2 separate regions of the Homo sapiens genome follow, and region 2 is linked to region 1. A link is an interaction called in ENCODE POLR2A ChIA-PET data of the cell type or tissue named here. Cell type or tissue: PC-9. All regions are shown on one strand. Region 1 overlaps GSAP (gamma-secretase activating protein). Region 2 has its middle 12 kb from the start of GSAP.

The links. Peaks named below come from ENCODE experiments on the same cell type or tissue, not always from the same donor. Only the 100,000 strongest peaks of a DNase experiment are listed, where the experiment ranks them.
Region 2: POLR2A ChIA-PET joins it to region 1 with 8 read pairs; 16 of 35 experiments call an interaction of 5 or more read pairs at or near these places.

The regions. Positions count from the first base shown.
Region 1 is chr7:77,347,913-77,350,412 of GRCh38, forward strand. GSAP (gamma-secretase activating protein) reads right to left here. Exons shown (of 31, transcript NM_017439.4): 19 at 1,439-1,492. Among named protein-coding and RNA genes, the nearest start is that of GSAP, 67 kb to the right of the region's middle. RefSeq lists an enhancer at 121-695. In PC-9, no CTCF peak of the experiment used is centred here; no DNase peak of the experiment used is centred here.
Region 2 is chr7:77,426,991-77,429,490 of GRCh38, forward strand. No RefSeq gene overlaps it. Among named protein-coding and RNA genes, the nearest start is that of GSAP, 12 kb to the left of the region's middle. RefSeq lists an enhancer at 182-878. In PC-9, no CTCF peak of the experiment used is centred here; a DNase peak (open chromatin) is centred at 1,231; H3K4me3 peaks cover 437 bases; H3K27ac peaks cover 2,381 bases.

The DNA of each region.
Region 1 (2,500 bases):
AGGCTAAGGCAGGAGGATGACTTGAGGCCAGTAGATTGAGATCATCCTGGCAACATAGCAAGACCCCATCTCTACAAAAAAAAAAAAAAATAAGAAAAAATAAGAAACTGGATGGGTATGGTGGCTCATGACTGTAGTACCAACCACTCAGGAGGCTGAGACGGGAGGATTGCTTGAGCCCAGGAATTAGAGATTATAGTGAGCTATGATCATGCCACTGCACTCCAGCCTGGGCAACAAAGAGAGACCCCATCTCTAAAAATAAATAAATAAAAACACATTATGGATTTGGTAAGACTAGTAGAAAAGGCAGAAACAATAAACAATAAATAAAATGAATGGGTGGAATCTTTTAAAACACCTTTTAAACTATTAATAAAACCTTTCTTTTCTCTTCATCTTCATATGTTAGTAGGACTTCACAGTAGTCCCATGCTTTTGCCTGGAAACACAGATCATCAGTCTATTTTTAAGGGATTCTTCTTAGGACCAAAACCTAGAACCACTAACCTGGCCCCCGATCTACCCTCTCTTGCCCCCAGTGAATCACTGTGACCTAAAATGCCACAGCCTTCCCCCAGCTGTCCAGGCCCGGCCTGCCCTTCACAGATACAAAAGAATCAAATGGAAATAAAAGGCGTCAGCACCCTGAGCTCCCTGCTGCCAGAAGTTGAGATTTCCCAGTCTACCTCAAGCTATGATTAACAGGAGGCAATGCTAAATGCCAAAAACAACAAAGGAGCTTCAAGGAAACTGTGCTAAAACACTCCCCCTAGTTTTAACTACATACATATCCTTTTCTACTCACTCCACCCCATTCTCCTATGGTACTCCAAAACTATTGTGAAGCCACCAGGTTGCAGAAAGACACTAACAGCTACAGCTTAATGTTCAGAGGTTGATGAAGACCACATAGTGGGCCAATACAGATCACTCCTGAGAAACAAAAAAGCTGTTTTTACAACCAGAAGGAAATTAGATAATCCTAGCCCACATTACTTAATGGTTTTAAGACTGGAAATTCTGTGTGTGTGTGTGTGTGCACGTGCACGTGCGCAAGCTCATTTTGAGGGAGTAATAGTGCAAATAAAGTAAAAGCAGCTACCAGCCTCTCTAAAGATCATCTACAAGACCTCCCCCAGTACAGCCTGTTCTGAGGTACAGTGGCAAGTGCTGGTTCTGGAAGGTTTAAGTTGAGCACCGTAATTCTCTCCTATCTTCAGGAAACTTCCTTCAAAGAGCATTCCTGAGAATTGCCATAATACCATACTCAGTGATCACTCACCCATGTAGGAAGGATTCTCCAGAAAACCCACCCTACTGCCTTGCCCTCCCCTCCCCTGCCAATTTGCAATCCCTTTTGGAACCACCATAATACTCAGGCAGCAGAGCTTTAGTCATGTATCTGTACTTTTGTTTCTTGCTGTAAGGGACCTACCTTCATAAGAGGCAATGCAATGTCTTCTGTCACAAGAGTTATTCCAGGAATTTCCTATAGTGGGGAAAAACACACACACACAGCTGCTCAGTGTATGAACTACCACTAGCTCAAGCTTTCAGGGAGTGTTTTCTGCACAGACAGAAGCTGAGGGCAGCTTCCAGCTTCTAACCTCTACTTTAAATAAACCTTGGAGGGCATAAATAACAGTGAATATAGCCTATCTCTTGCCTCAGGAAAGGACACATTCTTTAAAGTCACAATTATAATAGGTGACAGGGTCTCTAAAGTAAAGGAAAAGACTATTACAAAGAAATAGAGAGCAAATAGGGTATTTTTATACATTTCTATTAAAGAACGAATGAGGCAAATTATGTTTGCACCAAATGTAACGATAAAGGGGAAATGTTTCATTATCAATACTCCTTCCTCTCTCTTCTTTCACTTAAATGTATTATAGTTGGCCCCTACCTCACTAGAAGGAATCAAGACTAACAGGATTCTTGCATGACTTGACTGGGTAATTTTTCTGTACCTCATTGTCCTCTGTAATTTCAGAGGTAGGAGCCCCCCATACCCAAAGGACTATAAATCATGCTGCTATAAAGACACATGCACACGTATGTTTATTGCGGCATTATTCACAATAGCAAAGACTTGGAACCAACCCAAATGTCCAACAATGATAGACTGGATTAAGAAAATGTGGCACATATACAACACCATGGAATACTATGCAGCCATAAAAAATGATGAGTTCATGTCCTTTGTAGGGACATGGATGAAATTGGAAATCATCATTCTCAGTAAACTATCGCAAGGACAAAAAACCAAACACTGCATGTTCTCACTCATAGATGGGAACTGAACAATGAGAACACACGGACACAGGAAGGGGAACATCACACTCTGGGGACTGTTGTGGGGTGGGGGGAGGGGGGAGGGATAGCATTAGGAGATATACCTAATGCTAAATGACGAGTTAATGGGTGCAGCACACCAGCATGGCACATGTATACATATGTAACTAACCTGCACATTGTGCACATGTACCCTAAAACT
Region 2 (2,500 bases), 79 kb after region 1:
TGTAAAATAAAAGAAGTTGAACTATGATCCCCAAGGCCCCATTTGCTTAACAGTGCTGATTCTTAACTACAGTAGCAATAAGATCATCAAAAAAATTCACTTCCCAATCCCTGTCACCAAGTTCATATGCAGAGAGACAGAGGGGCTTAGGAGAAAACTGCAACCTAGTAACCAAGGAAACATGAAAATTTTAACAGTGAAAGACATCCTGTGTAGCAAATTCTACAAAGTGAACCAGGAAAATAGAATTAAGGATGAAGAAATAGGCTGGGCGCGGTGGCTCACGCCTGTAATCCCAGCGCTTTGGGAGGCTGAGACAGGTGGCTCACAAGGTCAAGAGATCGAGACCATCCTGGCCAACATGGTGAAACTCTGTCTCTACTAAAAATACAAAAATTAGCTGGGTGTTTTGGCACGTGCCTGTAGTCCCAGCTACTTGGGAGGCTGGGGCAGGAGAATTGCTTGAACCCGGGAGACGGAGGTTACAGTGAGCCAAGATTGTGCAACTGCACTCCAGCCTGGTGACAGAGCAAGACTCCGTCTCAAAAAATAAAACAGGAAATAGTAGGGAGAGTTTTCAGAAACTCTCCTCTACTCCCCAACTTACCCTCAAAAATCAAATTGTAGGTTTCCCCACAGATCTCTGGAAAAAAATGCTTGATAGTTCTCTGGGGTAAACCCTTCTATTTGATCTAAGATTCAGGTAGTGTTAACTTTTGCTTCAAATGCCTTAGTCAAGATTGCTTTTACTGTTAGAAAAATCCTAACTCCTTACATACTGATTATATGCAATCTAGGTAAGTCAAGCCTTCTGCCCTGTCTGCCATTCAGAAGTCTCTTTCATGTATGTAGCTGAATAGTAATCTCATAAAATAATATTGGAATGAATAAAGACCCAGATGTCTCAGGTCATTCCATCCACGCAGTTTCCTCTTTCTCCTTCCTATATTTACATATTAATTTTAAGTCACAGGTGAAAATTAAAGCTTGCTGTCTCTCAGTCTCTCTTTGATATTGCAAAGAAATGTTACAAAGCTTCCTAAGGGAAGGTTTCTTGCAGGAAATAGTGACTCCCAGTATGATTAGTCCCCAAATCTGCCTGCTAGGCTGAGTGAAGAGGACTGAAATGCTCTGTGGGTCACAAGGTCATAAACCTCAGGAATCTGGCCACACTGTCAGGCATTCTCCGCCAAGGACTGGGGGATGTGGGTTCCTATTAGAAGCCAGGTCACCACCAGCTGAAATTGAAACATACATCATAGTCACATCCTGTTTAAGTGAAAACTAACTTCTATTTCCTGGAATTGCTTTTTGTCTGAGGAGAGGGAGTGATTGGGGTGTAGTTAAGGGTAGCTAAGGTGCATGTCATCCCTTGGAATGGGAAGCACGCAGGTTAACGGGGGATGTGGGGACTGCCCTGGAGCATCTTGTCTCTCAGCCATCTCTAGCTCACGTCTCACCCTCCCTTGTTCACCTCTCCCAAGTTCTCGAGTGAGCATTCTGGGCACAGGGAGGTCAAGAGGAAAATGGGGGAAAGTAGTGGGAAGGGTAAGTGAGATGAGAGATGGTAATGATAGAGATCAAATCCTTTTTAGGCCTCCTGTCCCTTGTTTTTCCATCTTGGAGATAGGCTCAAGCTCCGAAATTGAGGGCTACAAGAGCAATAGAGAGAAGCTTTGCTTTCATGGCTGGCACAAAATATGAACCACAAGTTAGAATATCTCCTATTTGAGCATTTATCTGGAATGAGCTCTGAATCCCAGAGGAGGAGTTTCTCCTCCAAGATACAAGTCCTGAACTGGCTCAGAAAGAGAAGCACCCTCTAACGAGTTGGTGGGATAAGCTTTGCGCTGTTTGTGATCAGCCACTCCCCGTACTGCCCACAGGCTGGCCCGCCCGTCCCAACCTTGCTATCACCCTGTGGAATGCCAATTCTAAGAGGCACTTGTATAGAGGGCTTATTAAAACACTGATTGCTAGGCTCCACCCCACAGCTTCTGATTTGCGTCTCTAACAAGTTCCCACGTGATGCTGATGTTGATGATGCTGAACCACACTTGAGAACCACTAGCCCAGCACATCGTAGGCATTTAACCAACATTTGTCGTTCATTTCACAATGGGAAGTCAAGGATGAGTGCTGCGGAACTGAAGAAGATAGGAACCATCTCATTCTGGATCTCTGAGTTTAGAAGTATTTGTTGCATGTTTCCTGCTTCCCACACTGTTCATGCAATTTTAGCAATTTTCAGGAAACAGCTGTTGCTTTCCACCTTGAGAGACAATGAAAACTTAATAATAGGTAAAACGACATTTTGGAAGAAACTGACGTACCTTATATATCTGGGACAGCCTCGCCTCTTACATAATTAACGGTAGACATTGTAGGGATTATGTAAATTGACTTGATTTTCTTTTAAATCTTTAGGAAGACTTATCAATTAAAGAAGTCTAAGTGACTTGCCAGGCTTTACACAAAAACCTTTTTTTGGTCATAAGCA